Regions from separate parts of the Homo sapiens genome. Here region 2 is linked to region 1. Evidence: chromatin loops called from intact Hi-C (ENCODE). Cell type or tissue: IMR-90. All regions are shown on one strand. Region 1 overlaps TSPAN18 (tetraspanin 18). Region 2 overlaps TSPAN18 (tetraspanin 18).

Region 1 (5,000 bases):
ATGCCATCACATGGATATATAGGCTCCGGGCTGACTTGGGAAGATTGAAAATATGCCCCCATTCACAGGCTCTGGGGACGCTATCCTGGGAAGCTTTGTGGGGCTGGTGCTTAGTCCTGCCTTTCCAGCTGTATTAGTCCATTCTTGCACTGCTGTAAAGAAATACCTGAGACTGGGTAATTTATATATAAAAAAAGATTTAATTGGCTCACAGTTCTATAGGCTGTACAGGAAGCATGACAGCATCTGCTTCTGAAGAGGCCTCAGGAAACTTACAATCATGGTGGAAGGGGAAGCACGCATAGTGACAGATAGGGACAGGAGAAAGAGAGAGAGAGGGGAAGGTGCTACACACTTTTAAACAAGCAGATCTCACGGTATCTCACTCACTATCATGAGAACAGCACTGAGGGGACAGTGCTAACCCATTCATGAGAAACTATCTCCATCATCTAATCACCTCCCACCTGCCTGGATGGAGATCTGAGGCCCCATCTCCGACACTGGGAATTATGATTCAATTTGAGATTTGATGGGGACACATTCAAACCATATCACCAGTCATGGGTGCCCCGTCTGGCTTCTGTGCTTGCAGTAATGGAAGTGGGGAAAGGAGACCTTGGGGAGTGGGAGCCACATGTGGACTGAGGTGGTCCCCAAGGACTCCTGCCTTTTTGAAATGTGTTTCTCTCTCTTCTTTCTCTAGAGTGTATCCAGAAGCTACTGTCAGGAGGACACTGTAAGAGAACCTTGGCACCTCTGGGCCCAAAGGGAAAGACACCAGTGGAAAGAGGTATGATGTGGCAACATGGCAGGGTGGCATCTTCACTTACTCGAACAAGAGGGTCTACTCTTCTCTCTTCTTCTCTTCCTGCCCTCCAAACCACCACTTCCATGTGAGAGGGCTCTCAGCTCTTGCCCAAGGGGTGCAGGGCAGGAGAAGGGTGGCTTCACTCTTGTCCTCACCCCTAGACATTTACTCATGGGTGAGGGCAACGGGGCCACCTTGGTGCAGGAAGTGAGTGTTGATGGATGGCAGGGAGTGAGCCCTTCAAGGAAGAGTAGAGCTCCTGGGGGCTCCAGGCAGGGTCATGAGGGCTCATGGAATCTGTATCAAGGACCCCTCCCTGACCTCAGCCTCCCCCATACCCACCACAGTCTTGGGACCGTGATAAGGAGATCGCTTCCTAGGGTGATTACCTTCCCTCTGCCCTCGATAATCTTTTGGACAAAGTCTAAATCCACAAGTACTAGGATCAATCACCACATTCCATGGTGAAACTGAGAACAGAAAAGCCTTGGTCTGTTTCGGAGGCTCTGGGAAGTCCTTCTTGAGCTGACCATGATTCTGGGACTGGTGGTGGGCTGGGTGGCCTCATGGAAGCTTTCTGGATGAAAAGCCAGGATGTCTGTCCTCTGAGCAGCCTCAGCCACCAATGTGACTTATAAGTCATTTCCCTCATTGGTCCTCATTTTCTCATTGTAAAATGAGGCAGCTGCAACTTGAATCTCTGTTCCAGCACTCACGCCCTCCATTTCTGGGATTCCAAGACCAGGGCTGAAATAGAAGAAGTGACAGGTCAGGGGTTGGGAGGTTGTGGAAGGCCATGGAGAGGAGAGGGGATCTGAAAACTCCGAGGAGATCTGATTGCCTGTCTTGGGCAAAGGACGATGGCTCCGACCCTTGGTGGTAAATCACAGGGTCCGAGGTGCAGAGGAACCTTGGTTTGAGTCCCTGCCTATCAGAAGAGAAACCAGCAATATGATGGAGGGCTTCATGCGCCAGGCACAGTGTGACGCTCACTCACTGCACCATCCCATTCTGTCCTCTCATCTGTCATGTCATCTTGCCACTATGATCACCTCCACATTACAGAAGAGAAAACCAGGCCTCAGAGAAGTTAAGTGACTTGTCTAAGGTCACATAGCACTGAGTAATGTCATCGAGATTTGAAGCCACTGCCTGAACTGCCATACAATTCTTGTGTCTTTTGCTTACTTCAGTCTGTGACTTGAAGCTTAAGATTAAAAATAATTAGCCAAATCATCTCTCTGAAGTTCCATGTCCTGTAAAAACATAAAAATGGTTTGTTTCCTTGTCCTATACTTTGTTTTGTTTTGTTTTTAAATTTTGGGCATCTCATGAAATCCCTGCAGGCCTTGATTTTCTGATCTCTAAAATGGGACAGTGACACCTACTCACAGGTTGCTTTGGGGAAGACGAGGAAGACTTAGGAAGCTCCCCGCACTGTTTCTTGTACATGTGCCCTCAACACCCGCTCCACCTGCTTCCCTGCCTGGGTTGCTGGTAGGTGGTTGGGGTGTGCAGATTGTAAAGTGCTGCACCACTGCCTAATGGCATTTTCTATTTTGGCTGCCTCTGTGCCCATAGTCAGAAAGCACTTGGCCACTTTCTTAGTCACCAATCTGATAGTTCACTCACCCTTCTGGAGTGTGCCACTGGCTGCCCTAGATTATTTTAAGCTGGAATCCAAGACAGGGTGGCCGGCTCCCAGGGGCAGATAAAAACAGGGCCAGGCTGAGGCCTTAGTGGACAGTGTGGGAGGAGAAGTGAGGCCTGGGGCCTACTCAGGCTGTCCCTCACTGACAGCGTCTGTGTCCCACGGCTCACCCTGCCAGCTGCCAGGACCATAATCTTAATTGTAAACCTCCTGGCAGCAGCTGCCCTGATCCCCACAGGAAGCGGTTGCCTTATCACAGAGCCTGGATCCTGCCCAGTATTCTTAATCTGGAGAAGGCGCTGAAGTGAGTCAGAAAAACCTTCCCATCCCCAGGACCTTTCTTCTCAGGGACGTTTCTCCATCAGGGGAAGTCGTGGGCCTCAAGCCTCGGTGTATAAGAGTAAAAAATCTCTTTAAGTGCAGAGCAAAGCAGCAGGGGTGCTGTTGTTCTTGGTTTACTTTCAGGAGGACAGCCCAGGGAGCAGAGCTATTTAGCCTTGCCCCTCTTGTTAGCCAGGAAACAGATAAACATTATAGCATCACAGGGAAAATATAAAGATGACCACAAAGCAACAGGCAGAGAGGCATGTGCTGTCATGGAAAAGCTTTGCTGGGGTTTTGGAGCCAGAAGATTGGGGGCTGAGTCCCAGCTCTGCCCTTCAGTAGCTGTTTGGCTTGGGGGTGAGTGACTTGATCCCCCATAGCCTCAGTTTTCTCATCTGTAAGATGGGCAAAGAGCATGCACCCCACAGGGTGGTTGTAAGGTCAAGGTGACTACCATGGGAAGCCCCTGTTTGCTTTGAACAATGGCAGCCCCCTTGGAATAGTGTAGCCTCCCAAGGTGACCTCTTTGAAGAGTGCCAGGCTCTTGGGATGTAAGAGCTGGGTGTTTGTAACCAAACAGTGGGGTTACCCTGGAGACACATAACTCCTTCTGTGTGAGGTCTAAAAAAGGGCTGTGAGAGGGACCTGGGTTGTGTCAGCTCCCTGTCCTGATGTGCTATCACTTGGAGCTACCTCAAGTATGAGCAGTTCATCCCAAGCCTCTAGCTGATGGCTGACACTTCACTCACAGCCATCTTTACTGGAGTCTTTCTGTAGATGATTGTTAATCCTACCCACACCCCAGAAGGCGAGCATTAATAAGCTATTTAAATGACTCCAGGCTTCATGTCTAAAAAGCAGCAAGGTTAAGGACCCAAACACAGGGTTCCTAGCCCAAGGACAGTGTTTGTGGGAGCTCCTCATGGCATTCTCTGCATCTAGAGGTGCCCTCTGTGCCCATGGTGGCACTCTTCTCCAATTCACCACCCAGTCTTGCACTGAGTGTGGAGCTCAGGCAGAAATGAAAGTCTCCTGATGTTTTTATCTCCCCTGCCCATAGGGCCTGAGGCAGGCTGAGTGAGAGAAGGCAATTTCTATGGATTCCCCAGGCTTCAGTTTATCTATTTTTTTGTTATTGTTGCTCAAGCTTTTGGTATTCTAAGAATCCATTGCCAAATTCGAGATCATGGAGATTTACTCCTGTGCTTTATTCTAAGAGTTTTATTTAGCTCCTATATTTAGGTCATAGATTCTTTTTGAGTTAATTTTCATATATAGTGTGAGGTAGGGATTCAGTGTCATTCTAGTGTATGGGGACATCCACTTGTCCTTGGCACTATTTGTTGAAGAGACTGTCTATTCTCCAGTGTATTGCCATTGCTCCTTTGTCATATATCAGTTGACATATATATGCGGCTCTATTTCTGGGCTTTCAATTCTGTGCCAATAATCTATTTGTCTGTACTTTCACAAATACCACACCATTTTATTACTGTATCTTTATAGTAACTCTTAAAGTTGGGTAGTGTCAGGTTTTCCAACATTGTTCTTCTCTTTCAATTTTTGATTGGCTATTCTGGGTGTTTTGCTTCTCCAAATAAACCTTAGAATCAGTTTGTTGATATCCATAAAACAACTTGCAGGATTTTGATTGGGGTCGTCTTGAATCTGTATATCAAGTTGGGAAGAACTGACATCTTGACATTATTGAGTCTTCCTATTTTTGAACACTGATCAGTGTTTTCATTTATTTACTTCTTTGATTTCTTCAATATAGTTTTGTAGTTTTCCTCATACAGATCTTACACATATTTTATTAGATTTATTCTCAAGTATTTTATTTCTTTAGGTGTTAATAGAAATGGTTTTATGTTTTTAAATTTCAAATTCCACTTGCTCCTTGCTGGTAGATAGGAAAGCAATGACTTTTCTATATTAACTTCCTATCCTACAACCTTAGTATAATTGCTTATTTGTTCCAGGATTTTTTTTTTGTAATTTCTTTCAGGTTTTCTACATAAATGATCATATCTTCTGCAAAAAAAGACAGTTTTACTTCTTCCTTCTCAATCTGTATGCCTTTTCTTTTCTTGTCTTATTGCAGTAGCTAGGACTTCCAGTATAATGTGGGAGAAGGGACATCCTTGCCTTATTCCTGATCTTAGCAGGACAGCCTCAAATTTCTCATAATTGAGTATGATATTAACTATCGGT
Region 2 (5,000 bases), 77 kb after region 1:
TCCTAATAGCCCTAAGGTGAGGTAATTATTCTTCTCATTTTGGAAATGAGAAAACTGAAGTTCAAAGCAGTGAAGTAGCATCAGTGTCTGAGGGTGCCCAGCTCACAGCTGGGATGGAGCAGGATTCCAGCCCCAGGCTGCCTCCCAGAGAGGTGAGGCACAGATTCCCATGGGCAAAGCAAGCCCCAGACTCTGTTTCTGTTTCAACAGAAACGCAGCGGCATGCTGCTTGATGGTGCGCAAAACACACCACGTTCATTATCCTGCTTGATCATGACACAGCTTGCATTTCAGGCAGGAAACCTTAACCTCACTTTGCAGACAGAAAAGCACCATCTAGAGAGATTGAATCACATCCCTGTTTTCCATAGCCAGCAGGTGGCACGGGGCCATCATCCTCCAAGCTCAGGGCTCCTGGTTACTGCTATATGACCATGGGTACAACTGTACTATTCTTAGCCTCAGTTTCCTCCTTGTCTCCAAGGGCGCAGTGAGAATTAAATGACACAAGGATGCAAAGAGCCTGGTATCATCACAGTACCTGCTGGGACCTCAATACTTGAGCATTTTCATCCCTTGGGGAACTCTTGCATCAGCACCCCCCAGGGCAGCAGGAGCCCTGGAGTATTGCCTGGCAGGATTAAAGATACACAAAGATTTATTGAGTGTCTACTGCGTATGTGCCGGAGGGTTTGGTGGTGACAGACACAGTGGCTGCCTACATGGAGCTTAATACTCCAGCATAGGAGGTGGACAGAAAACAAGGTAGCCAGGAATTCATCAAATGACTGCATGTGGCCAGGCGTGGTGGCTCATGCCTTTAATCCCAGCACTTTGGGAAGCTGAGGCAGGTGGATCACTTGAGGTCAGGAGTTCAAGACCAGCCTGGCCAACATGGTGAAACCCCCATCTCTATTAAAAATACAAAATTAGCCGAGAGTGGTGATGGGTGCCTGTAATCCAAGCTATCGGGAGGCTGAGGCGGGAAAATCACTTGAACCCAGGAGACAGAGACTGCAGTGAGCTGAGATTGCACCACTGCACTCCAGCCTGGGCAAGAGCACGAAATTCCATCTAAAAAAAAAAAAAGACTGCATGTTGTAATAAGTAGTATGAAGGTGGGAAAATATTTTTTTAAAATAAGAAAGGCTGCCTTACTTACAGTAGTCAGGAAAGGCCTTTATGGAGGGGACCCTTGGGCTGGTGCCCTAAAGCAGGTGAAGCTGACCACGCAGAGCTAGGAAGAGGAGGGTTCCATCTGAGAGGGAAGTATGTGCAAAGGCCCTGGGACAGGAATAGATTTGGGTTGTTCATGGGTAGAGAGAAGAGCAATATGGCTGGGGCCCAGTGAGAGATGGGGCAGTGGTTCCAGCAGAGGTTGGCAGTGACCCCACCATCAGGTCCAAATGATAAGTTTAGTCTTTTCTTCTAAGTCTAATATGAAGTCATAGATAAGGCTTTAAACAGGAAGGGACATGCTATGATTTAAATTTTAAGAGGTGAGCCGTCTGTAAGCTCATCAACAGTTATGATTGGAAGGATCTCTAAATCTGATCTAGCCCACCTTTTCATTGTGCAGCGGGGAAACTGAGCCCCAGAGGTGGGAAACAGGTTGTTAGCGTCACATAACACATCAGGGCAAAAGCAGCCCTTGAACCCAGATCCTCAGACTCCAGCTCTAGTGGTCCTTCCTTTGAGAGGCTGGCAGAAGCCCCAAGGTGGGCACAGCCTCAGTCTCCTTCAAGGATGAGGAACCATGCCAGCAAGCAGGCCTCCTCAGGTCCAACCGTGGCTGCCCCTTGCCCATGACTTTTGCTTCATGGCCACTATTAGGTCCCTTCATGCCAAAGAAACACACATGGACCAAGTGGGATTTTTAAGCCACACGCTCACTGTAGTAACTGCAATTCTGCCTGAACGTGTTTGACCCCATGTAAAGATACATCTGCTAGCAATTCTGGGAATGCATTTAACATTTTTGCTCTGTGATGCACAGAGCATTTTCTATGCATGACCGTGTATTTCTCTTTTGGAGCAGAGTCCAGGCAGCATGACCCACTTTGTGCAGATGGGATGATGAGGCCAAGAATGGCTGATTGACTTCCATGAAGTCAGGGAGGGATAATAAGCGAGAGAGGGCCTCCTAGGCAAGCCAGGGGCAGTGAAAGGGAAGAGAAAGAAGAAACTGAGCATGAAGTCCTTGAATTCCAGCATTAGAACCTGAGAGTCATTCTCCAGGCTCTGAGAATTATAAAATGATAGAGCTGGTAGGCCTTAGCAATGGCATGATTCAATCCATCATCCTAAAATTCCATTTAGGAATCACATATAAACAGTAAAATGTATAAATCTTCAGTGTGCAGCTCAAGAATTTTTATGCACCAAGTTACCATCATCCAGATTAAAGTATAGAATGTTCCCATCCCTCCAGCCCAGAAGGCTCTCCTATGCCCCATCCCAATCAGTGCTTCCCTTTTCCCTCCCCCTTCCCCCACCCTTCCCCCAACCAGGTGACTACCATTCTGGCTTCTATCACCTTCAAGCAATTGTGCCTATTCTTGAACTTTATATAAATGGAATCATACAGTGTGCATTCCTCTGACTCTGCCTTCTTTAGCTCAACATGATTTTATGATCCTTCCATATATATCTAATATAGCATATAGCAGTAGTTTGTTCTTCTGTATTTCTATGTAATATTCCATTGTAGGAATATATGGGGGGACCTGCCCCAATAATCACATAGGTTCTTTCCTATTTTCCTAAGCATCGGCTGGCTTGAGAAATAAAGGGACAGAGTACAAAAGAGGGAAATTTTAAAGCTGGGCATCCGGGGGAGACATCACATATTGGTGGGATCCGTGATGCCCCACAAGCCACAAAAACCAGCAAGTTTTTATTAGGGAGTTTCAAAAGGGAAGGGAGTATACAAATAGGTGTGGGTCACAGACATCAAGTATTTAACAGGGTAATAGAATATCACAAGGCAAGTGGAGGCAGGGCGAGATCACAAGACCACAGGAATGAGGCGAAATTAAAATTGCTAATGAAGTTTCGGGCACCATTGTCATTGATACCATCTTATCAGAAGACAGGGTTTTGAGATCAACCGGTCTGACCAAAATTTATTAGGCAGGAATTCCCTCTTCCTAATAAGCCTGGGAGCTCTATGGGAGACTGGAGTTTATTTCGCCTCTGCAATCTCCACCATAAGAGACAGGTACACGCCGGGGGGGCCAGTTCAGAGACCTACCCCTAGGTGCGCATTCTCTTTCTCAGGGACGTTCCCCATGCTGAGAAAAAGAATTCAGCGATATTTCTCCCATTTGCTTTTGAAAGAAGAGAAATATGGCTCTGTTCTGCCCAGCTCACCAGCAGTCAGAGTTTAAGGTTATCTCTCTTATTCCCTGAACAATTGCTGTTATCCTGTTCTTTTTTCAGGGTGCCCACGTTTCATATTGCTCAAACACACATGCTGTAGAATTTATGTAGTTAACGCAATTATTACAGGGTCCTGAGACGTTATACATCCTTCTCAGCTGACAGGATTAAGAGATTAAAGCAAAGACAGGCATAGGAAATCACAAGGGTATTGATTGGGGAAGTGATAAGTGTCCATGAAATCTTTACAATTTATGTTTAGAGATTGCAGTAAAGACAGGCATAAGAAATTACAAAAGTATTAATTTGGGGAACTAATAAATGTCCATAAAATCTTCATAATCCACATTCTTCTGTCATGGCTTCAGCCGGTCCCTCTGTTTGGGGTCCCTGACTCCCCGCAACAGGAATATATGACAACTTATCATTTTTTCTGTGGATGGACATTGGATCGTTTCCTTTTTTTTTTGGTGCTTATGATTAAAGATGCAACTAATAATCTAGTCCATGTCTTTTAGTGGGTCTAGGCAGGCATTTCTCTTGGGTGTATAACTGGGAGTTGAAATGCTGTGTCTTGTGTTTAGCTTTAATAGATGCTGTCAAATAGAGTGGGCATGTCATAGGACAGTCCTGCTAGCAGTGTGGAACAGTTCTAGTTGCCCTACCTCCTCATCCACACTTGGCATCATCTGCCCAGTTTTAGCTAACTGGTGGGTCTGTAGTGATACCTCATTGTGCCTTTTAATTTGCATTTCCCTGGTAGTAAGATGCTGAGCACCTTTCTATATGCTTATCAGCTATTTGGATTGCTTCTTTTGGAAAGTGCCTAAGTCTTTGGCACAATTTTAAACTGGGTTGTTTTCTCTTTTTTTCTTATGGATTTGTAGGAGTTCTTTATATATTTCGGATATAAGTCTTTTCTTGTAGATAAGTGTTGCAAATACTTTTCCCAGTCTGTGTTTTGCTTTCTTACTTTCTTATGGTGCCCAGGAATCATTTGAGAAGAAAGAAAATGAATGTTTATTGAGAACTTCATTTGCACCAGGCCTGGTCCATCTACCTCACCTTGCCTGGTGCTCATCACCACTCATTGAGGCAGGAGTCATCATCACCATTGCAGATTCAAAGGAGGCTCCAAAGGGGTATCAAAAGGATTGGAATGTGGTGTTTGGAATTATCCTCAATGCCAATACTTTAGATGTATGTAATTCTTTTAGTTTATGAAGTGCTTCCCTGATGACTGTCTTATTCCATCATTAGTTTAAGCCAGTGAGGTAGGCAGGCAACAGTTATTAGAGAGGTAATGTCCCATAGACTTTTACTGAAGACTCACCCAGAGCAGGGGGACACAGTGGAATTTAGTCCTGCATTTGGGCATTCAAAGTCGAATGAGTAAGACATACAAGTCAACATTCAATATGGGGTGAAATCATAGAGGCTTATTCATGATTTGCCCCTCTGAGCCTCAGTGTCCTCATCTGTAAGATGGATTTAATGAGACCTACAACTTATAGAGCTGTTGCATCGATGAAAGGTGATACTGCGTGCAAAGTGCTTAGCACAGTATCTGGCACATGAGTACCTCACTGAGTTTTGACATGGTGTGTATATACCAGGCT

Evidence for each region. Peaks named below come from ENCODE experiments on the same cell type or tissue, not always from the same donor. Only the 100,000 strongest peaks of a DNase experiment are listed, where the experiment ranks them.
Region 2: a loop joins it to region 1, with 7 times the contacts of the local background. A loop is called at or near these places in 2 of 110 quality-filtered maps.

Annotation. Positions count from the first base shown.
Region 1 is chr11:44,763,720-44,768,719 of GRCh38, forward strand. TSPAN18 (tetraspanin 18) reads left to right here. Exons shown (of 10, transcript NM_130783.5): 2 at 707-793. Among named protein-coding and RNA genes, the nearest start is that of TSPAN18-AS1, 30 kb to the left of the region's middle. RefSeq lists an enhancer at 2,542-3,042. In IMR-90, a CTCF peak has its summit at 2,883; DNase peaks (open chromatin) are centred at 2,732 and 3,922; H3K27ac peaks cover 1,639 bases.
Region 2 is chr11:44,840,439-44,845,438 of GRCh38, forward strand. The region is part of intron 2 of TSPAN18 (tetraspanin 18); the gene reads left to right. Among named protein-coding and RNA genes, the nearest start is that of TSPAN18-AS1, 110 kb to the left of the region's middle. RefSeq lists an enhancer at 4,912-5,000. In IMR-90, no CTCF peak of the experiment used is centred here; a DNase peak (open chromatin) is centred at 1,983; H3K27ac peaks cover 1,433 bases.